Regions from separate parts of the Homo sapiens genome. Here region 1 is linked to region 2. A link is a loop called in an ENCODE intact Hi-C map of the cell type or tissue named here. Cell type or tissue: OCI-LY7. All regions are shown on one strand. Each heading gives the region's core, and the rest is flanking DNA. Links, peaks and the distances in the headings are about the cores only. Region 1 has its middle 62 kb from the start of LNCDAT. Region 2 holds the start of TBXT (T-box transcription factor T).

Evidence for each region. Hi-C counts contacts between places; a loop is a spot of excess contacts. Peaks named below come from ENCODE experiments on the same cell type or tissue, not always from the same donor. Only the 100,000 strongest peaks of a DNase experiment are listed, where the experiment ranks them.
Region 1: a loop joins it to region 2, with 4 times the contacts of the local background. A loop is called at or near these places in 2 of 110 quality-filtered maps.

Annotation. Positions count from the first base shown.
Region 1 is chr6:166,225,345-166,234,123 of GRCh38, forward strand. No RefSeq gene overlaps it. Among named protein-coding and RNA genes, the nearest start is that of LNCDAT, 62 kb to the left of the region's middle. In OCI-LY7, for the core only: no CTCF peak of the experiment used is centred there; a DNase peak (open chromatin) is centred at 3,977; H3K4me3 peaks cover 1,420 bases; H3K27ac peaks cover 1,591 bases.
Region 2 is chr6:166,163,681-166,179,103 of GRCh38, forward strand. It overlaps TBXT (T-box transcription factor T), which reads right to left and starts at 4,171. Exons shown (of 8, transcript NM_001366285.2): 1 at 3,706-4,171; 2 at 2,912-3,176; 3 at 2,026-2,160; 4 at 1,120-1,181; 5 at 925-986. The coding sequence starts at 3,911. It overlaps LNCDAT (lncRNA divergent activator of TBXT), which reads left to right and starts at 4,417. Exons shown (of 2, transcript NR_166068.1): 1 at 4,417-4,470; 2 at 6,392-7,492. RefSeq lists an enhancer at 4,313-4,907 and a silencer at 10,464-10,573. In OCI-LY7, for the core only: CTCF peaks have their summits at 4,640 and 4,839; DNase peaks (open chromatin) are centred at 4,301 and 4,791; H3K4me3 peaks cover 1,838 bases.

The sequences.
Region 1 (8,779 bases), core at 780-8,779, 62 kb after region 2:
ACCCCATCAAAAAGTGGGCAAAGTATATGAACAGACACTTCTCAAAAGAAGACATGTATGCAGCCAACAGACACATGAAAAAATGCTCATCATCACTGGTCATCGGAGAAATGCAAATCAAAACCACAGTGAGATACCGTCTCACACCAGTTAGAATGGCAATCATTAAAAAGTCAGGAAACGACAGGTGCTGGAGAGGATGTGGAGAAATAGGAACACTTTTACACAGTTGGTAGGACTGTAAACTAGTTCAACCATTGTGGAAGACAGTGTGATGATTCCTCAAGGATCTAGAACTAGAAATACCATTTGACCCAGCCATCCCATTACTGGGTGTATACCCAAAGGATTATAAATCATGCTGCTGTAAAGACACATGCACACATATGTTTACTGTGGCACTATTCACAATAGCAAAGACTTGGAACCAACCCAAATGTCCATCAGTGATAGACTGGATTAAGAAAATGTGGCACATATTCACATGGAATACTATGCAGCCACAAAAAAGGATGAGTTCATGTCCTTTGTAGGGACATGGATGAAGCTGGAAACCATCATTCTGAGCAAACTATCCCAAGGACAGAAAACCAAACACCGCATCTTCTCACTCATAGGTAGGAATTGAACAATGAGAACACGTGGACACAGGATGGGGAACATCACACACATGGGCCTGTCATGGGGTGGGGGAGGCGGGAGGGATAGCATTAGGAGATATACCTGATGTAAATGAAGAGTTAATGGGTGCAGCACACCAACATGGCACATGTATACATATGTAACAAACCTGCCCTTTGTGCATATGTACCCTAGAACTTAAAGTATAAGAAGAAGAAGAAGAAGAAGAAGAAATTATTACCCTAACAAAAAACTAATATAAGAAGACAAAGAAGGGAGGCAGTGAGGCCAGGAGAGGTCCGCATGGTGAAGGATGAGGGCTGCCCCCCACCTAGTGAGGATGGGGAGGGACAGATGCCCAAGCACCCAAAGCTATTGGCTGTTGGGGAGATTAGCAACAAGTGCAGGAGTGGATCAGGGAGTGAGGAGAGGGTGAAGGAAGGGATCATTCCCAGGTGACAGCTTGCATGATATTCCCTTTATAGCACCATGTCTAATCCTCCCCAACCTTGTCCTCTGAGCCTTGCAGAGCACATGCCGAAACAGTAAGGGGGACTATGCTCCCTGACCACCTCCCAGCCCCCAGGGGCTCCTCTCGCTCTGCAGGCTGTGTTTCTCACCTAAGCCACACTGGCCCTCAGGACTCCCAGGACTCCCCTTGAAATAGACAGATAAGTGCCCAGGCAGGCTAAGCTGCAGGACCTGTGCCTTGCATGTGGCTCTGTGGCTCAGCATCCTCCAAATTGACACTCACTGGGGGTCGTCCCTGATGATCCCAGCTAAAGCCAAGTATATTTGTAATCGTAATTTCAGATTGTAATACAATATTTATATAATCCGGTAAAATATGACTGTGGAAGGGGGTTATTCCTTAAAAATAAACCAAAACACCACGCTGTTTTAGGAAAAAGTGATAAAGGTAAGTCACCTAACAGACCACCAACAAATTGAGTGGAGATGAGAGAACTGAAAAAGCTTGAGAAGCAATCTCTGCTCAGCCCGGGTTGTGGGGTAGTGGAAGTAATCATGTAATAGAATCTACTGCAGGCAGTCCACTTGGGGTCTGCTCTTTCCCAGCTCCTCTGGATCACACTCTACATTCCCAAGTCCATTTGGGTCTTGTTTTGTGCTTTCTGTTTGGTTCACATGATCTCCGTGGCAGTACCACAGTATCTGATAGGGCAAATCCATCCTGGTTGCTCTTCTAGATGTGGACTTCACATCTTAAATAGTACTCTTCGATTTTGGTTGATTAAGTAGAGGGAACCTATAGATTCATGGTCCAAATTATAACAGCACAATTTATAGAGCCATCTGGCTTGGCTAGTAGGCAGTTAATATTAGAAATTGATTGATTCTGGAAGCCTTTCATGTAAACATGTTTAAAGCTAAATCTATGATCATGCATTCATCCAACAAGTTTTTCACGAAGAGCCAAGGTTTTTCCATTGAGTTTGGGTCTGCTGATTAGAGTTTTGTGGGTTTTCTTGCATCCTTAAAACCTTTAGAAGATACCTTACTCTTCAACTCTGCAGTTACAAGGGTATATTGGCAGGTGTATCGGCAATTCTAGTTCTAAATTTTCATCTCATTATGCTCTTACAGAATAATTTCCATAAGGTTTTACCTGGCACAAGAATCGGCATTCCATTGGGAGGCCATCCCTGCACCCCACCCCATGCTAGGATCCCCAGCATCCCCTGCATGGCTCTTTCCTTATCTGGTCCTGTGTTCTGAGTTTGCTAGTCTCCTCCTCAGTCAGGCTGTAAGCACCTAGCCCACGGGCACGATGTCTTGTACTGTTCCCAGCCTATCATACAACTGCTTTCACACCACAAGTGCTCCTTACATATTTAAGTAATGAATGTCCCTGTCTTTCATAGCTATTGCTATGAATAACTATTGTTAGGAGTATCGTAAGAATGACTTGGGACTAGAGTCCAGTAGCCTGGAGTTCCCTCCGTGTTCTGTTTTACAGTCAGGAAGGATAATCCATATTTTACCTGCCGGTGCCATTCAGTAGGAATTCCTGCAGCAATCCAGACTTTCTTTACCCACTCTCTCCAATGCAGTGGCCACTAGCTGCACGTGGCTATGGAGCACTTGAAATGTGGCTAGTACGACTGAGGAATTAAATTTAATTTTACCTAACTGTATTGAATTTAAACTTACAGTCACATGTGACTAGTGGCCACAGCCTTGGGCAGAAGGGATCTAGACTAATTGCCTTGTTTTCCAAGTGGGAAAACCGGGTCCCAGGCAGTTAGATGATTGGTTAATTTTACTACTAAGTAGTCAGAGACCATCAAACACTCCAATAATGATATCATGAGGATCTGTGGGTTGGTTACTGGGGTTAATTTGTACCCTACAAGGAAAGATATAAAGTATTTATGCTTCTTTTAATACGTTTGAAGAGACGATTATAAGATTCTTTCTCAACTTTATGCTGGCCTGGAAATGGCCTTTCAGAATGCTCTGAGTTCCCATTTTAGAATGGACATTAGAGATTTTAAATTTGATCTATATTGTCTATATTTCATTAAACAGAAAATCAAGACCATTGTTAAAATAAGTTTGGAAATCACAAAGCTGTCAAGTATAAGGACAGTGTAGTTTGTGCTGTGTAGTTTGAAGGAAATCTTTCATGCTTTGATCACGTGCATAGTTCAAACTGGAGACTCAAACCGCATAATCCAGCAAGATCTCCTGGAGAATGAACAGTATCAGGTGCACACACAATCCTCCAGGACATTTCGTGCTAAACTATGTGAAAGTGGCAGAATAACTAAAAATCTTGGAGTCTTCTTTTAAACTAAAAGAGAAAAACCCTGAAAGCCAAGTGGAAAGAAAAAGCATTCATTGGAGATTAAAATTCGGATGTGAAATTGAGAGGAAAATGTTAACACCACAGCTTCCCTTCACGTCCTTATCATTTCTTTAAGAGAAAAGCAAGAAAATTTAAGGAGAAAATGTGTGGGGAAGATGCAGGAAGGACACGAGGTGGTGGCTTTGTACAGTTTCACCTTCAACTTGAATGGAGAGCACTCTGCGTATGTGTGTTATTTACAGATACACATCTGTATTGGCCTTAAGTGTAGCACCCTCAGTTAAAATAACCCATTTCTCTTCACAAAGTTACGCTGAAACCAGGAAAGCCTTGGAGAGTTGGTATTAAAATGCTGAGAATCCGGCAGACCTGAGTGTTCCGAGGAGGTGCGTCTTTCCTTGTAAAGCTGGCCCATAGCTGCTGTCAACATACCTGGGACACCAATTTAAAAAGGAAAAAGGAAGTGGTCAAAGTCATGCTTTTTGCAGACTTCAAAGGTGATCCCTCCCTCCCCCTCTTTACATTTTACTGTCTGGGAGCTGACGGGTCTGCAGCTGTTGGCAGAGGCTGTTCTGGGCGTCAAACCTGCCTCCTCACGGCCCATAAAACTGCAGCGGGAACCGGAGCAGGTGTGGGCGGGGCGGGCAGGACGCCCTTCAGGGTCTCCCTGACATCCCATGCTGTGTGGGTGGGGGGAGGGAGGCTTGTGGGGGCTTCCCTGTGGGGTCCTCCCTTTCCACAGCCAGGGCGTTGGGGTAGCTGCCCACCCAGTTGCTGAGGGAGCTGAGGCCTCTGCAGCACAAGTCCACCAAGACTTGGGCCCCCAAAGGAGGACCGCGGAGAAGCCAAAGTAACCCAGACACTTGGTAATCCACGTTTTTGGTGTTTTGTTGTTTGTTTTATAAGCCTTAAACAGCAGCAAGTACTAGAACAAAACACCTCTACAATCTACAAGTCCGGGTTCTTTTCCTCCTCAAACTGGGAGAAAGAAATACAAAATCAGACTTGTTTTCAAAGATGTCAGATATCTATTGGCATTTAATAGTAAGAATGCGATACATTTGCCCTTTTTCTTTTCTTCACGCGATAGAACAAATCAGTAGTTATAGAATGCCTCTTAGTCGATTGCAATGAAAAGTTGCAAATCACAGCTCATTATGGCTTCTTGTTTTGTGCCAGTATTTTAGAAGGGAAAAAACAGAAAATCAATTTACTTAAAGCAATCTTAAAAATGTCTTTTTTTAATTACACTCATTGAGAAATACGCACACTTCTTTAAAGAAATGGAAAAGCAAGCGGAAGTGGCCTTTTGCAAAAGACAGAAAGAGGGAAGAGGGAAAGGACCATCCAGGTCTGAAGAGCAAGAGAATCAGGCCTGCAACATTAATGAAGCCCCACTGTGTGCCAAGTAGTGGGTGCTTCACGGCATTGGGGCAGGAGGGGAGGTAGGAGTGAGGGCAGTGAAGGAAAAAAACATGAAGGAATTATTAAAAGTCCTGTTTTGTTTTGTTTTTTCCCTCAAGGGTATTACTTTATAATGGAGATGCCCAACAAATAAACACAAAATGGACTTAAATACATTTTAAAAATCAGCAGCCAATAATTTATTTTATACCCTTCAATTATTTTCGCTCTTTACTATAATGTTTGCATGATACATAACACTGCTTATCGAGGTCATAATTTCGATAATTGTTTCTATCGGGTTCCATACTTTAAAATCTGCGGAAAACTGATGGGGGTTGGGGTTTAGTGACCCCTGAGAACATTTCTATTAAGATTGATAGAAAACACGGCCGGGCGCGGTGGCTCACGCCTATAATCCCAGCACTTCGGGAGGCCGACGAGGGCGGATCACTAGGTCAGGAGATCGAGACCATCCTGGCTAACACGGTGAAACCTCGTCTCTACTGAAAATACAAAAAAAAATTAGCCGGGCGTGGTGGCGGGCGCCTGTAGTCCCAGCTACTCGGGAGGCTGAGGCAGGAGAATGGGGTGAACCCGGGAGGCGGAGCTTGCAGTGAGCCGAGATAGCACCACTGCAGTTGGCCTGGGCGACAGAGCGAGACTCCGTCTCAAAAAAAAAAAAAAAGAAAAAAGAAAACACACACACACACACACACACACACACACACACACACACCACCACCACCATTCGGAATTGAAATAACCCTTTCAATACTGTAGAATTAGAAGAAACTTTAAGGCCGGACGTCGTGGCTCACGCCTGTAATCCCAGCACTTTGGGAGGCCGAGGCGGGCGGATCACGAGGTCAGGAGTTCAAGATCAGCCTGGCCAAGATGGTGAAACCCCATCTCTACTAAAAATACAAAAAAAATTAGCTGGGTGCGGTGGCAGGCGCCTGTAGTACCAGCTACTCAGGAGGCTGAGGAAGGAGAATCATTTGAACCCGGAGGGTGGAGGTTGCAGTGAGCCGAGATTGTGCCACTGCACTCCAGCCTGGGTGACAGAGTGAAACTCCATCTCAAAAAAAAAAAAAAAAAAAAAGGATGAAACTTTAAAATGTTATCATTTGGTAAACATTTTCTGAGAATCTACCATATGTCAGGCATTGGCTAGGATTGTGACACATAAGGATTAAACATAAAATAGAGTGTAGTTTAAACAGAAGACATTTTAAACACAATGTAGTTTAAAAGACACATGAGTTGTTTCAATTTATTTTCCCATAATTTAAGTCCAGTAAAGAGAATCACAAAGCTAATATCCACAAAGATTAGAGGTCTGAAAACTACATTCTAGTGGCCAAATCTGTGACTTTTTATATTTTTTAAGTTGTTAAAAAAGGAAAGAAAGAAGAGGATCAACAACAGAAACTGAATGTGGCCTTCAAAGTCTGTAATGATGGCTCTCTAGCCCTTTCCAGGAAATGTTTGCCTAGATTATAAGAACATCTAGAACAAAGCCACACTTCAGCACATTCTTCTCTTCTTATTCTCCAAGTTTGCAGAGTGTCAGATATTTTGGGCTTCTCTATTTAATTTAAATTAATTTTAAACTTATTTCAGAATTCCTGGCTTAGTATTTATTATGGAGTGTATTTCTTAATGAAGAAATCGGTATATTACACATTTCAACAGTATTCAAACTCTATTGATTTCTGAAACCTCTCTGTGACCACTTTCCAATGCTAACCTCTTCCTACCCAAATATTTTTACACGGTTAAAATAACATATATTGGGTCATCCACATTCTTAAGGATCGTGGTTTCTAATTGCAGTCAAGTCATTACGATTGTTTCATTTGGAGACAAGACTAGTTTTCTGGTGTAATTGAAGACAGGGCTTTAATCAGCAAAATTGTAATCCTAGACCATAAAATTAAGCCTGTGCACTCTAATAAAATATATGGTTAAGCAAAATTTCATATTATGTCAATTTCTACAAGGAATAAACAATGCAGCCACTTTGATGTCCACAGATCAATCTACATGCTCGTCTTTTGATCATTTATTTGGATACAGTAAACTACTCATATGCTGAAATTGGAATTTTCAGAATTTTTACTTCATACATCCTACATTACTTTTAAGCATATTTAGAATGAATGGAAATGTATACATCATGAGAAATTCAGGCAAAACAAATCAACCTGGATTTATTTAATGCATATAAGAGAATCTGAAAAAAGAAAATCACACCAGAAAATTTATTTTGTATTTTCCTCATTTTATGGATTGATTATATGTTTGCTCAATGTAAACATAACAAAAGCATGTTTTCTTGGAACTAGGCAAAATAAAAGTTTGATCCTTGATCTAAGTAGAGGATACAGTTAGTTCCTAAAACCAATGACTCCATTTGGCTTGTGCCCATTTGAGGTCATTAATGCCATTTGTACTACACAGGGCCGCAGCCTCATCTCCCAGCTGGCTGGATCCAACAGAGACAGGCAGGAGATGTATATTACAACTTACCTCCACGACCAGTAGGATCTGACTAAGTGCATTTTTCCTGCTACAGTTAGGCAACTGCACGTAAAACCCCCAACCAAAGTTATACAACAGCAACAACAACCCATGTTGTTTCTAAATCTGCATAATTGCAGGCAATTTTGTCAGCTACAACTATACATTTTCCAAAGTATATGTCTTCCAATCCCTCGGCATAGAACTTAGGAAGACAAATTCCTATAGCCCAGTGGATTCTGCCCAGTTGCAAAGTTCCGGGGCAGACATGCTTCAAAATAGATATGGTTCACAGAAGATGAGTGGAGGATTTGAGGACAAAGGAGGTTTACAGGTTTCCTTCAGTGTTCCAACCCATTTGGGAAAAAGAAATATTGAGGCGCGTGAATGTAACTTTCTTTCACTTAAAATAAAAAGGCTTAAGTGAGAATGGTGCCTTCTACCTTGACGGGCCAAGCAGCTGAACTCCCTCTCAGCAAGAGCTTTCTGTCCGTGGAGGCTGGGCTTCGAGCCACTCCAGGAAGGAGACGCTGAGATGCTGAAGCCCTGCATGAGATCTGACTTGACGGCATCCCTCTGTGGCTCACCAACCAAGCTCGCATCCCTCTCCCATAGGAAAGAATAAAACTGTGCCGGGATCCAGGGGATGTAAAGCTGTTTTTCAAATTGTGAAATGCTCACAGAAAGTGGCTGTGTCATCTGAATACTGCGTTTATTCTGAAGAACGACAAAATTATAAGAAGAGACACAGTGTCATGTTCTCTATTATTTTCACTTCTTTACTTCATATTCCTACCAGAAATTCCAAACTTAACATCGCTATCATTTTTTTAAATGAAATAATTTGAAGATATAAGAAAGGAAGCGACCCTATTTAATGAGTGGTAAGTTTGTGAGAGGAGCTTTATATAACTTAATTTGATTCGCTGAACTCTTCAGTAACCCTGTGGGGTGGGAATTATTGCTCCCATTTTAAGGATGAGAAAACTGAAACGTGGAGAAATAGACTTACCTGAGGTTTGCAACAAATAATTGAGAGAACCAGGATAAAAACTCAACATTTGGCTGACTCAGAATTACTTGAAAATATTGCATGTCACAGTTTAAATATTTTCCAATAAAGCTAAGAAAGTAAAGTGCTTTGAGGCATAATTGTGAATATCCTGTAAGCAGTAAATAAGCTTTAAAAAGTATATTTTTTCCTACTTCTCTATTCATGTCTTGATTGAATCGAATCAATATTTTGACCATTCACAATGAGCGAGAATGTGTCTGAGCAGTCACTAACCTCTCTGAGAAATGCAGTAATAAATCTGCAGTTCCCACAGAGAGGTCCCACAGTGTCATTAATAATAGTAACAGCTGACCAGGCGCAGTGACTCACACCTGTAATCCCAG
Region 2 (15,423 bases), core at 1-8,000:
TCCTCTTCTACACTCTTCAAGCTTTGTTGTTTTGATTGAGAAAAAGCAACCCCTAGCGGGACAACTACTGTGGCTTCAATTTCCAAACTACTAACAATTCTCCAGGCAGCACTGGAAGGAAGGGTGCAGACGTGCCCTGGCTGCCCAGCCGGCCCTGGCCAGAGCAGTGGCTCACTCTACTCAAGTGACTGCCTTTCTGGTTGTTCAATCAGCCTAGGAAATGATGAAAAATCTACAGAATAGAAAATGCCTGTGTAAGGAGGAGTGTGCCCTGTTGATTCATCCAGCCTCTTGACCAGCCAGTGCTACCGCGTTCATTGTTTAATATCTCCAAGTCCCTTCCCCGGGTGGAGAGGACGGACCAGGATGAGAGAGAGCGTTTCTCCCAACAAATGCTGCCGTATAATCCTCTATCCTGCACTCTGACTCCTGAAAGTCCTAGAGGGAGCTAGACTTAAATCCAACTCTCTCATCCTCAGAGCCACAGGAGCTGGTGAGACATTCCTAGAACCAAAGGGCTAAGGAAAAATTTGGTTCCTAAGCATCATTGGAAAGATGGCTCTTCAACCATTAATGAAAGCCTCAAAGAGGAGGTAATGAGCTAGATTCTCCTGTTGCCTACCTAATACAGGAGAGTCCAAACACCCAGCTAGGTCTCAATGATCCACCCCAGGCATGGTGGCAGCTGCCTCACGGCAAAACAAAAGCACCCAGGAGAGTATCCACAGCCCCGATTAGAGCAGAGGTTAGATGGGCAACACAGCTTCAACATCACAGGGCCAAGAGCCTCGCATGGCAAAAAGGCAATCTTACATCCCAGGCACACCCAGAAACACCCTTGTCTTCTCCATCTCCACTTCCCAGCTCTCAGCAAGTCTAGTCCCGATGACGCAGAATGACATGACAGAGTGCAACAAACCGTACATTGGGAGTACCCAGGTTGCTGGCTGTCTCCGGGTTCCTCCATCATCTCTTTGTGATCACTTCTATCAAAATGAAAAAAAAAAAGTATATCGAATTTTCAAAAATAAGGAAATTCAGAAAAGAGTATGTGCAGCAATATTTCATCTTTCTGCATACTTCTTTGCCCAAGGGTATTTATAGTTAGAATTCTCTCACCTTTCCTTTGCATCAAGGAAAGCTTTTGCAAATGGATTGTACTTAATTTTAAGAGCTGTGATCTGAAAAACAAGAAATTGCATTTACTAGTATATTCCCTATTAGCCAGGGGATTTAATTTGGCACCAAGAAATTGAGAAATGCCAGTACCACTTTTAAATATTCAAATATAATCAGACTTCTTTCCACATACAGTTTTCTATTTGGAACTGAAAATAGCTGAGTAATTGTACAGAGTAGCATGCTTATGAAAAATTTTCAATGTCAATGTTCTGAGTGGGATTCACAATAAATTTAACCTACTACTAACAATGTTCCATGTGTATAAATCAGAAATGGCTGAAAACACAGTCTGGGGCTGCTTAGGAAATAGAGACCTGGAAGTTCTAGTTTTCGGTCAACGTCAACACCAACAAGGTATCCAACTAATGTCGAATTTGCAGTACTTTGGGGTTGGGCTTAGGCATAGATTTACAGGCACCTATGCAGTAGCTTGTATCTAGTTGAGTCTTCACACTGCAGAGATTTGAGGGGTTGCCCCCCCACCCTTTGGGGAAGATTTCCAAGGAAGGACATGCCCCTCTCTCACTCAAGTCTTGTTCTCAAGAAATTCTCACACCATTTAACCTGAATGCTTTTTGGATCTTTTCATTTTGAGCATTGAGAAGTTGTTTCTAGTTTTAAACACTTGTATGGAGAATTCAAGGGGAAAATGTTTGAATGGGGACTTAATTTAAACAGTTCTCTCCTGTGCTTCCATTTCAAGTTCCGGAATATTATTTGAAAGGGCAGGAAGCCTTCCTCTCAGTGCGGGTTAGCGCGTCTCCCCGCTCCTCCAGAATCTCCACGGAGCAGCACACCACACCGCAGCACACCGGGAAAGCGATCCGCCTCTGTCCTTCTCACCTCCTCGTTCTGATAAGCAGTCACCGCTATGAACTGGGTCTCAGGGAAGCAGTGGCTGGTGATCATGCGCTGTGGACCCCCAACTCTCACTATGTGGATTCGAGGCTCATACTTATGCAAGGAGTTCAGCATGATCTGAGGGAGACAGATACAGGATTGGTGGCACTGAAAGGCCTGCGTTAAAACAGCAAAACATCCATTTCTCCAGGATGCAGAAAGTCCTCTGGATCCCAAGAAAGTGTCTCTGCTGTTGAGGGAAGTGGGGTTCCACCAGGGGAGGCTTCTCCGCGGTTTATATGTGCTATTCCCACAGCTTGTTTGGAAAAGGGATGTGAGATGCTACACACCATTAAAAGCAATGAATGCTCATCACAAAATCCTTTCACCTGGTGGAATAAAGTACTAAGGCTTTCAGGAAGGCTATGGTCATTTTTAAAAGACTGAGCTTGTTTGCAACTTGCCTAACCTGGGGTCTTCCAGGAACAATCCCCGACTAAAGAATGTTCTTTAGAAAAGCACGACTTTACAAGTTTGTTCCGACTCCACGCAGTAAGTACTGTGGCGCATGTTTAAATTTAAATGCGACTTTGCCATCAAGGCTGATATCTTTTCCACCCCCAGGAGAGTTTAGGGCTAGACAACGGAAGTTCCCCAAAAGCTCCAGTCCTTCAAAGGGGAGTGCTCCCGCTCCCCGTTCGCCAGGCGTGGATGTTATCAGCTTAGTATAAACAGCGCTAAAGGCCTTATTAGAGAAGGCTGTGGCAGTTTCTCCAGGGCAGACGTCGCCTCCCGTTCAAGCAGCGTCCCTTCCCACAACCCCCGTGCAGAAGGCGCAGCGCGGCCCCCTCCTCGCTGGTCCCAGACCTGGCGGGCTCCTCACACCTACCTGGCCCCCTCCGTTGAGCTTGTTGGTGAGCTTGACTTTGCTGAAGGAGACGGGAGCCTTCATCCAGTGGGCCCCGAAGTTGGGCGAGTCGGGGTGGATGTAGACGCAGCTGGGCGCCTGCGGCTCCGGCTTGCCCCCCGGCACCCATTCCCCGTTCACGTACTTCCAGCGGTGGTTGTCCGCCGCCACGAAGTCCAGCAGGAAGGAGTACATGGCGTTGGGGTCCAGGCCAGACACGTTCACCTTCAGCACCGGAAACATCCTCCTGGAAAACACGGGGCGGGCGCAGGAGGACCCCGACACTGACCAGGTAGGCCGGAGGCAGAAGCTGGGCACAGAGGCCTCAGTTATTTCGGGGCACAGAGGAGCCCCCTGGGGAACGTCCGAGGGTGACTCCCAAGCTCCCCCTTCCCCGAGCCCTGCCAGGTCCAGGTGGCCTCCTCACCATCTCCACGGCCTCGGGAGGGAGGGGAGGAGAGGACCTGGCGAAGGGTTTCAGTGCAGGAGGCCACATCCCGCGGGGACAGGCGGGGACCAGGGCGCGCCTCGCGGGTCCCGGGATGCCTCCGAGGTCGGGACACCGAAGTGCGCGTTCCTCCTCCCCAAGCTTCCGCGGAGAAAGCCCCAGAAGAGGGGCTTGTAGAAATGCACTCGAGGGAGTTAACCAGAGCGGGAACAAACACAAAGCCCTCCTCCAGGAGAAAAAGGGTTCGACCTCCGGGAACTTGCCAGGTCCCCCAGGCTGCCCAGGCGCTGGAGAGCGCGGCGCGCGCGGGCTCCGGACGCGCACCCACCTGCCGTTCTTGGTCACGATCATCTCATTGGTGAGCTCCTTGAAGCGCAGCCACAGCTCGCTCTCCTCCAGGCCCACGCGCAGTTCGCGCTCTGTGGGGTCGCCCTTCTCGCTGCCCGCCTGCAGCTCATTCTCCACGGCGCTCAGCAGGTGGTCCACTCGGTACTGCAGGCTCTTTCCCGCGCTCTCGGTGCCAGGGGAGCTCATCCTCCCGTCCGGCTCCCCTCCCCGCCGTCCCCGAAGCCCAGACTCGCTACCTGAGATCCACCTTCCCTGCTCTTGGCCGCCGCCCTTCCGAGAAAAGGGGCCCCTTGGACCGAGACCTGCGACGGCTCCCGGGTCCCGGGTCCCGGCACAGACCCGGGAGGAGGGCGCGGACCAAGACTTGGGGGGAGGGGACGGGGGCAGAGGGGTGGGGAGAAGTTATTCCACTTGAACTCCCCAAGGCTCTACTAGTGTAGGTCTCTGGGGACCGAAATTCAGTGCCCTCCCCATAAATAGAGCCGCGGCGGCAGCGCTGGGGTGCTCGGCGGATTGGGCCGCGCACGCTTTGAAGTGCCGGGCAGCCTCCCATTGGCCGAGAGCGGCCATATCAGACCCAGCCGGGCGGGTCTGGGAGGCCGGGGGCCAACAATGGGCTCCCGCACGCCTGTTTCATGTAAATCCGGGGCCCCAGCCCTGCGAGCCCCGGCCCAGCCCCTACACCCCCGCCCTTCTCCAAATGTTTGCACCTCCATCAAAGCGGCGGGGCAAGCCCCGGAGGAAGGTAAGCTGGACGCCCCGGCCTGCCCCAGCCCGCCCCAGCCCGCCCCAGCCCGCACTTCCGCGAGGGGCTGCCCGGCAGCCTGCGATGCTCCCTGATTCCCGCGCGGGGTCCTCCTCGCTTTCCCAGCGCGCCCGGATCCCGCAGCCGCGCCAGGCTGGAACGTTCGCGCGGCCTCACCTGTCCCCGCTCCAGGCGCGCCTCCCTCCCCTCCCAGGGACGAGCGCATTTGGCCGGGCTTTGGGATGCGCCGCGCTCGTCTCGCCGCAGTAGTAGTGCTGTTCTCGCGCCTCCGATGCCTCAACTCTCCAGTCTGGCAGTTTCCGGTGCACCTGTCCCCACACGTCCCTCGCCCACGGAGCCCCAGGCGGCGTTACGCACACCCAGGATCGTGGATCAGCCTGCCCCGGCGTCGGGTGTCCCCGCGGCTCTCACCATCTGGAAAAGGAAGGTCCGCGCGCAGAGAGGGAAATGGACGGAAATAAGCAAAAGCAAAACAACCCCTTCTGAGAAGTGTCCTCCTCGCTCTCTTATAAAAACAGGACTTGTTGCCGAGGTCAGCGCGCGCATCGAGTGTGCCAGGCGTGTGCGTGGTTTCTGCTGTGTCATTGCTTTCACGGAAGGTGGGAGAAGGTCGGGGCTGGCGGGGTGGTCCGGACTAGTGGGACTCGGGGCGCTTTCCCCGCCCGGCCCAGCGCCAAGCGGTGTCGGCAGCGGTTGTTTTATTACCTTTCGGTGAGAACTTACGCGAGGAGAGCGAAGGAGAGGTGACAATGAGCAGGAAATAGTTCAGTGGGGTCTCTTTAAACAGTAACATTCCTCCTAAAACGGGAGCCCAGGAAGGGGGAAGGAGGCAGAAGCTCCCCCTTCCAAGGCCTGGCTTTGCGCTTCTGCACACCTCGCCCATTCGCTGGACGAGGGCCTGCCTCGGGTAGCAGCCTCTGTTTCCCGGTCTCCTGAGCGGGCACCCCAGCCCCAACCCCTCTAGAGAAAGCCTGCGCATCGGGTGGGGCAGCGAGTTCAGAGGAGTCTTGCGCCCTAGCAAGGGGGCTTTCCCGCGGACATGGTATCTGCGCCCCGCGCTAAGTCTCCCCTGCCCCCTGCCCCCTGCCCCTCGCCCCTCGCCCAGCCGGGCTCGCTCCGGGGTCGGGAATTGCTGGGGAAGCCGAAGGAGGGATCCCCGCCCGGGACTCGAGGGATCGACCCGCCTCGCGGTATGCGGAGGGCTGCCAGGAGCCAGTCCCGGGGAAGGGTGCCTGCCGCCCGTGGGGGACAGGGCTCCTTCTCTCCCTTCTCCAACTTACACCGACGAGTCAGGAAGCCGGAGCGTCTAGTCCCTGTCCGCATTTCTCAGTGTCTTTTGATGTCTGGGATGCATGGATATTCCCAGGGGGCTGACCCGAGGTGGGGAAGTTTCCTTCTAGAAAGAGGCACCAAAAGGACCTCATTTGCTCCTGACGCCGGACCCTCCTGACACGCCTTCACTGGCTCATCGGGTCCTGGGCTTTGGGGGAGAGCGTGGTGCGTGTTACTCTCCTTACTCCGGGTATTAAAATGTCTAAGAGGTCATCGCTTTGGCCCAAGGCCTCCCGAGGATAAGATAAAAGGGAAAAGTGGAGGGGAGGTGAAGGAGGAACGAGGGTGGGTCCCAGGCAATTGAGGGCCTCGGAACCCTAGGCACGGGAGCGAAACCTCTCCTGCGGCTTCAGGGCAAAGGAGTCCCGAAGGCTGGATCCCTCCCCTGCGCTCGGACGGCGTCGCGGCCGCTTTTCCCACAGTCGGGAAGCGCCAAAGAAGACTGGAGGGTTTAACAGATCGCTCTAAAACTGTTCCGAACAGGAGGGGCACGGCCAAATAAGAATACAACTTCAGCAGGAAAGAATATTCCGTTTCTAACACGCGTAATAAAATTTCTACTCTCCAGAGAGAATGTCTGAAGCATTGAAGAGTACGACCCAGGAATTGAACCACCCAAGTCGGAGGAGGTAGAGGTTGGAAGTCACCGACTTTGGCCAGCACTTGTGTAGTGTCACCTGTCTTCACTTTCTAACGTTTATTTTTCCTCCCCTTTCTGTGGCTGATTTTCTGATCTTTGTTCCTCGGTTCCCAGGACCAGGCCCACTCCCTCCGCCTTTTCAGCGAAGGCTGCAGTGCATGACAGTTTACAGCCAAAACTTCCTCCAGCCCGGCTATAAAGAATTCCCAGTTAATAACAATGCGCTTCCTTGGGAGGAAAGAGGGGCTGAGGCACCGCCAGCTGTTTCGCTCCCAGGGTCTATCTCTCCTTGGCAAGCCCAGCCATTCAGAGAAAAACAAGACAAAGCCTTATGGCTGGGCCTCAGGATGCAACTGTCCCACCGAAAACATGCTTGAAACATTTTATAAGAAAACACACACACACACCCCACTCGACTCCCAGAGAGGCAGTTTTCCTGGGCCCAATCCCTTCTGAAAAAGCAAAGCCATTTATCTTTAGAAGCAGGCAACAATGAAGCTGTAACAGGCTCAAGGAGGGGTGGAGGACAGCCTCGCGTGACTCTTACCCCACACTCTAGTCCCTCTCTTTCTGCAAGAAAAACAAATGAATTTCTTTTCTGATTATATATGTACTCCTTGTAGAAATATTATATATGTATCTGTCTTCATATATATGTAAAACAGTCACCCACAGTATCTGTGGGGGATTGGTTCCAGGACCTACAAAGATGGCAGAATCCAGGGATGCCCTAGTCCCTTGGCATGGTATTTGCATATAACCTATGGACTTCCTCCATGAACTATAAATCACTTCTGGATTACTTATAATACCTAATACAATGTAACACTATGCAAATAGTAGTTATACTGTATTGCTTTTTATTTGTATAATTTTTATTCTTTCATTATTGGGGAGAGGGAGTTTGGAATGTTTTCTATCAATTCAACCAACCACGGATATGGAACCTGTGGCTATGGAGGGCTGGCTGTATGTTTATCTCTCTCTATGTATATAAATGCTAACCTCAAGCACTAAGCAATGTTCATATTTTGGGGTGTTCCTCGTCTTTTTTTCATTTTGTTCTTCTCATGAGCTCCTTCTCCCACACTGACTAAGCGGACTGATCGCAAACAGTCACAAGTTCTACATTAGAGATGACAGCCATGTTTCATGGCCAATAATTCTGCCACCAATTGGTTTATTTGTCTCTCCCATTAAAAGAAACCCAATGGCTTTTGTTATTGCTTTAAAAGGTGTGTAACGTAATTCTTTAGACTCTTTACCATTGAAAAATTTTTAAAGCCCATTGGGTTGTTTGAGGTGGTTGTGGTTTTGTGGGAAAGAACAGAGACTTGGTTTTTTAAAGTCTTCCTCTCAGGACAAGGATCCCACCCTGTGCACAGCCGGCCCCTCCCTGCTGCTCTAGGGAGAAGGCTTCGTGATGTGCTCCCTGATCTGCAGGGAAGCTGTGGCCATGTGGGGTGGACGCAGGGACTACCGTCAGCCTCAGGCTGCGTCTCAAAACCTGATCCCATCCAAGCTATTTTTTTGGAGTCAGTGGGCTTCGTCACACATGACAGTGTGTGGTTGTTTTAGTGACAGGAGTTCACAGATTAACAACAAACCAACCTGCCCAGTTGAATGTTTGGGAATGTGACAATCCCAAACCTTTCTCCTTAAAACTCTAGTGCTTCAGCTCCTATCTCTTTGGAATTCAAGTTTCCAGAGGAGAAATCGGGCTGCTGGATTTTGATCTCTTCCTCGGTAGAGAAGGGTAGCTTGAGTTTTTCTGCCCAGATACTTAATTTTTTCAATGCCTTGTGGATGATAAGTTTCTTGGCGATAGTTTCAGTGGGAATCTGCTGATTTTGCTTGGCATGCAGGGAAAGCCCTTTCCAACTCAACAAGTCTCTTTAGTTCTGATTGGTATGATGGTGAGTACTGTTTCCACTTCAGGGGTTATCTGTACTTCCAAATCTGAGGATCCTTGCCTAGTCTCCCGCCTCCTCCCCCTGTGTTGTTTCAGCTCTTAGATCTTTCTGCATATATTAAATGGCTTGTGAAATGTTTTTTCCACACCACTCTGTCAATTTCCCTCCATGTCACTTTTGGTTTTTACTGCCTCCAATGCAGATTTTATTTCTCTGTTGTAGCTCAGTTTTCTGGTAATCCTTATTTCCTCCACGTCCCTTGTCGTCTTATTCCATGGCCTTCTAGAGCAGCCTTTTTGCTCCTTAATGTCCTGTTTCTGCTTCTTAGAGGCCACAGTTCTCTGCATCTTCTGGTGCTTATGGTTTATTTTTTCCCAAGGCTGCTTTTCCTCTGTGTCTTCTGAATAATCGCTCTCCCTGCTTCCCTTTCAGCCTTTTCTGGGAGTCTCCACGGCCTTTTCTTTTCCTTCCTCCCCCTCTTACATAGGGGTGACTGCCCAGCATGCCTTCTGCAGGGCTGCACTCTCAGGGGCCCTGGATGGATGCCCCTTTCATAGCCACCTTGGGAAGACAGAGGTGTGGGGCCTGCCTTATTCAGGGTGAAACCAGCCCTTGACTGGTGGCAGGGACTCAGCAGGCCTTTGCTGAGTGGCTGCGTTGGCAACACGGAAATGCAGTAGCATGTCTATCTAAGAAACAGCAGTAGCACTGTCCTCAGATCCACTGGACATATGCTGCTGAGCACTTTCATCATGAACAAAACATCAATCCTTCACATTTACTAAAATGCAGGATGCTTCTGAAACTCCAAGGGCCCTTCTCTAGTAACCCGCTCATTGATTCAAATAGTCAGGTGTTTTGGAGAGAGTAAAGGAAGGGTTTCCTGTGAAAATTGTGTATTAAATGAGACCTTAAGAATTACTACAAGTGAGCTATTCCAAGGGAGGCTTGAAGATGCGGGGGCAGGAACATGCTTGCAGGCTGAAAATGACTCCAGTAATCATGACTGGGGACCCCCACGCAATCGTTTAATTCATATTTATATACCTGTTTATGTCATACTACTGGAAATGTTCTTTCTCCCTCCTCTACAACTAATTTTGAAAAATCCTATTTTGGCCCTGAATAAAATATCTGGCAGAAAAGAATGTTGGAAATAAATGCGGGTAGACGTACACACACACATACTCTGGCTGGACCAGCTCCAACTTCCATAATCACCATTTAGCAGGAAAGGTTGACATGATGTCCCTAATCAGAACATGCTGTGATCACTGTTTTGAAGGGATCCGCAGGGCAGGCAGGCTCTGAGCTCTGCACCAGGGCCTGACACTTGCCTGAGGAAGCAGGGGTGGGAGAAACCAGCAGGAGCTCCCCAGAGGCCGCTGGGGAGAGGAGAGGGGTGGGGCTTGGCACCAGAGAGTCCAGGGAGGTAGCGCTTCCTGTTGAAGAACAAGGGTACTCAGGAAGGCAGAGTGGCGCTGCAGGACCTACAGAGCCCCTGGGCACATGAGGAAAGAGAGCCTACGAGGTTTATAAAGTGTCCGAATATGGAGCAAACTTGAGATCAATAAACTGAGAGAAAAACAGTCTAATCTGAATGACAGTGGAGACTCAAAAGTCACAATCGCCTATTTAATAAGAACAAGTGAGATGTCACGGCAGGAGGGGTGAAGCCTGGCAGGAAATGTTAGGTGAGACCAAGTGCTGAGTATGTGGTGAGGGAACATAAACTAGGAGGAGATGAGATCAAACAGGGGCGGAAATGGATGGGATTGCAATACCCTCAAGGGAACAGGCAGGAAGAACTCCAGAAGAGACTTGCAATAATTCTGGAAATGGAGCACTTTAGAGGGTTCCTATAGAAATTCCCATCAATATTGTAGGCAAAGACAATGAACCAAAAAAAAGTGATTGAATTATAAGAATACTTTGAAAGGACTATTGAAGGCTAGTGGAAAAAACGGAAGACAAGAGCAGAACAGAGCTGAAATCTGCAGAAGGACTTAATGGCGGGAGAGAGGGGAGGAGGCTGCAGCCTGGAGGTAATGGGAGGACCAGGGTGAGAGAGAGAAGCCCAAAGGGAAGCTAGGGCTGAGGCTGCCATGGGGGCGGGGAGTAAAGGGCTGTACTCCCTACAGATCAAGTACCAGACTGATAGTAAAAATGAGACAAAGGGGAAGGACTTAGCACACCTGTGAGAACAGATTCAGAATCAGTGGTTCCCACCACAGGGACTTCGGCTGAAAAGACACCTCAGAGGAGAAAAGCCCATTTGGAAATTAGAATTAGCACATTCTACGACCGATAGTCACAGCTCCAAGGTGACAAGCTGTCCCAGCCCCAGAACCCTAAAAGGAGCTGACATTCATTGGCGCCTATTACGTGCGAGGAATTGTGCATACATTATCATTTAGGCATTGATGGGAGATAGTATTCCCTCTTGTATATACAAGGCAACTCAGAGAAAAGAGTAAAAAAAATGGAGTGGCATTTTGATTTCTGATTTGTCTCATTAAATGCAGGTTATTTCCACTAGACTAAGTTAAATATGTGAGAAGTAGAAGCAAAGTATGTGAAAAGTAGAAACAAGTTTTTTTCTCTCTTTCACCCACCATATTCATACAACCACATATGAAAGGAATCTGGTGTGCTTGCACTCAAGTGTGAGTGTTTAGAAAAGGGAGGTGGTGGGGAAACTAGTTGAGTTTAACTACTTTTGAGATCTAAAAAAAAGTTTAGCAACCCCATCAAAAAGTGGGCAAAGGACATGAACAGACACTTCTCAAAAGAAGACATTTATGCAGCCAAAAAACACATGAAAAAATGTTCACCATCACTGGCCATCAGAGAAATGCAAATCAAAACCACAGTGAGATACCATCTCACACCAGTTAGAATGGCAATCATTAAAAAGTCAGGAAACAACAGGTGCTAGAGAGGATGTGGAGAAATAGGAACACTGTTACACTGTTGGTGGGACTGTAAACTAGTTCAACCATTGTGGAAGTCAGTGTGGCAATTCCTCAGGTATCTAGAACTAGAAATATCATTTGACCCAGCCATCCCATTACTGGGTATATACCCAAAGGACTATAAATCATGCTGCTATAAAGACACATGCACACGTATGTTTATTGTGGCACTATTCACAATAGCAAAGACTTGGAACCAACCCAAATGTCCAACAATGATAGACTGGAATAAGAAAATGTGGCACATGTACACCATGGAATACTATGCAGCCATAAAAAAGGATGAGTTCATGTCCTTTGCAGGGACATGGATGAAATTGGAAATCATCATTCTCAGTAAACTATCGCAAGGACAAAAAACCAAACACCACATGTTCTCACTCATAGGTGGGAATTGAACATTGAGAACACATGGACACCGGAAGGGGAACATCACACACACTGGGGCCTGTTGTGGGGTGGGGGGAGTGGGGAGGATAGCATTAGGAGATATACCTAATGCTAAATGACGAGTTAATGGGTGCAGCACACCAGCATGGCACATGTATACATATGTAACTAACCTGCACATTGTGCACATGTACCCTAAAACTTAAAGTATAATAATAATAAAATAAAAAATAAAAAATAAAAAAATAAAAATAAATAAATAAATAAAAAACAGTTTAGTCATCTGAAAGACAGTAATAGGAGCTGGGGGAAGAAAATCCCACCACGTAAATAACTTCCAATCCCGGCAGAGATGCTGAACTATAATCACAGGTATGGCAACCAGAGAGAAAAACAGATGCCAAATAATGCTTAGGCCTAAACACATCATTCTGAGTTTCCAAAGAACCCCGTGAAGTCAGTACTGTTATCCCCTCCTTAAAAAAAAAGGTCATAATAAAAGGAAATGTACATCAGAGAGGTGAAGAAGTTTGCCCAAGGTTACAGTTAGTGTGGAACTAGAATTCCAAGTTACGCTAATGGACTATGGTAATTCCAAAACAAGAGTAGGAAGACAAGGATTAACTCCTTGGATGATTATCAGCTCACGTATAACATTCGAACATGGTTGACTTCAGGAACTGGATTTAAAAAGAAACCTGTATCAAGGTTATCACTACAGTGCTTCACTTGAGTGTTAGAGGGATTAAGATGAGAGGCAATGAAAGGAAAACAGGGGCATGCCATAGGAAGTTTGTGCAGTGCTGCCTGGAGAGGTTTGAATGCACAGCACATATTTGCATGTATTTCTCATGTTTGTGGGAAAGCAAAATTGTGTTAAGATGACCAAACCTAATTGAAACCTTGAAACCTAAAAATGTGAGAACTTTATTATTACAACAGGAAATACATATAGTGAAACATCAGTTGGCTATTTGGCTAGAGTGCAGGACTAAAGATCAGGTAAATCATGCCCTTAAAATGTGAAAATCATGTGGTATCTTTAGCCCGAGTTTCTTTCACAATTTATAACGTAGGAGTGTTGGCTCCATACAAAGGTTTGCGAAGGTTAAAAAATTAGTTCTGGGTGTTGTTTTCAGCTATATCCTGAAGTAAGGAATGGTCCCTCCTAAAATACATTGGTTCGCTGCCTGCCTGGCATAGAACCACAGGCTTATTTTTTGAGTCCTTTATAAGAAGGTACTTCAATTAACAGACCTGCAGAGGATGGAGGTCATCAGTATCTTCTTCACTCTCAAAGTGTGCTTCCGGGAACACCTTCCCTGAGAAAGGCAGAACAGGTGCACTGAATGATGAGCGCTCAGCTATTTCCATCATCCTTAGCTTCAAAATCTATGTCCAGTCTAGAAAATTCTTCTTCTTTTTTTTTTCGAGACCACATCTCACTTTGCTACTGAGGCTGGAGTGCTGTAGCCCAGTCATGGCTCACTGCAGCCTCAGCCCACAGGGCTCAAGCGATCCTCCTGCCTCAGCCTCCCAAGTTGCTGGGACCACTATATCTGGCTAATTTTTTATTTTTTGTAGAAACAGACTCTCGCTATGTTGCCCAGGCTCGTCTTGAACCCCTGGGCTCAAGTGATCCTCCTGCCTCAGCCTCTCAAAGTGCTGGGATTATAGGGGTGAACCACCGCACCCAGGCAAGAAAATTCTTTATATATATTTTGGCTTCCTTCTCCATTTGTTCTTTCATTATAAATAGGTTTGACAAATTTTCTGTGTTCTTTTGGAAACAGTAATGTATGTATATCTCTCTGGGAGTTCAAAATATTATTAAAGGATTGTATTCTACTTAGGCTATTTTCTTTTCTTAAGTCTTTTCTCGTCTTCTGATCACATGGGGAGGAGGAAAAGCGGCAACGTTTTCTTTTTTAAAAAAATACATGCCTATGATAGCAATAACCCACCAGGTGTCACAGTAGGCATTTAGTCATTGCCGATGGAATGGAAGAATACATGACTAAATTTTTAGTGACTCCTAGCTCCGTCCCCACAGCTCATTAACTTTTTAATTTTCCCAAGTGCCCTTACAATTCAGTCCACAGGAATATGTAATATTGAAGATTACAATTCAATTTTTGATGTGATTTGATGCAGGAGGGGATTTATTCTGGCTGCTGTGTTGAGAATGACAGGGACAAGATTGGAGGTAGGAAACCTAACTGGGCCACTGCAGCGATTAGAGTAAGACATGTCATCTCCTTGGCCCAGTGAGGTGGGCAGGGAGAAGGGGTCAAACCCTAGGCAAACTTCAAAGGTGGAGCCCACAGGGTTTGCTGGACAGGTTGGATGTGGAGGGTTGAGAGACACGGCCATGTGGAGGGGCCCATTAGGCCGTGGGATCTCCTGGCACTCAGGGTTGAGGTCCGAGCTGGTGATACATCCAGGAGTTGGCAGGACAGGAGTGGTATGGAGTCATGGAACTGGGTGAGCTCACCAGTGGAGGGCTCACACCTGCATTTGCAGTCACAGGTCTAATGTGAGCCTACAGAGCTTTTAGGGTTGTCCAAAAATCACATGTCGGCCTACTTTAGAAATAAGGATCATAGGGCTGGGTGCGGTCGGTGGCTCACGCCTATAATCCTAGCACTTTGGAAGGCCAAGGCAGGTGGGTCACGAGGTCAGGCGTTCGAGACCAGCCTGGCCAACATGGTGAAACTCCATCTCTACTAAAAATACAAAAATTAGCTAGGCGTGGTGGTGCATGCCTATAATCCCAGCTACTCAGGAGGCTGAGGCAGGAGAATCACTTGAACCTGGGAGGTGGAGGTTGCAATGAGCCAAGATCACGCCACTGCACTCCAGCCTGGGCAACAGAGCGAGACTCAAAAATAAAAATAATAATAATAAAATTAAATTGAAATAAGGAGCATAAACCTGGGAGCCAGAATTTCTTCCTGTGGGAATCTAGAGCCTTCACTGGTCATCACCAGGTAATAGCACTGGAGATAAACCAGCGGGATGTAACTCAGATCCTCAAGGAAGGCAGAGTAGGAGGAGGGAAAGCTGGAAGGCCTGGGTTCCAAGCGCGTTAAGAAAATTATCCCAGTCATCAAGGACTTTCACAACCTTCTCATGCGGTGGTCTGATGGCTTGCTTAGAGATGAGGAAACCAAGGCACTGGCCGCTTCACTTCTTCCCATGTTGCCAGGGAATGAAATGTAACCCACAGCCTGTCTGGCCAGCTGGAAACTTGGGGCCTGCTCTTTTCTCCCCTGGATCTGTTGAGAAGAGACCAGAACCTTATCTAAAAGGGGCAGGTTTTAAAGTTGAAGTGTGTGGCTCAAATATCTTTAAAATTTTATTTGCTTACAAAGAAAATATGTTTTTGTGCACAGCATTTTGTAATAAACCCAATACAGCCAAGCTTTCCTCTAGCTTTTACATTGCACTGGATGAAGTTGCTGACTTGCATTTTGGTACAAAGTTTAGATATTTTTGTTCTGTTTTTGGCTAAACATTTATAGTTGAATTCACCTGAGTTATTTATAGTTGAATTCACCTGAGTTGAACTCACCTGAGTTGAATTCATGTGAGCTCTATGGCTATGAGCTCTATGGCCCTTATTACTGTAATAAGCCATCATTTTTGAACAATAGCCTCACATTTTCTTGGTGGAGAGTAC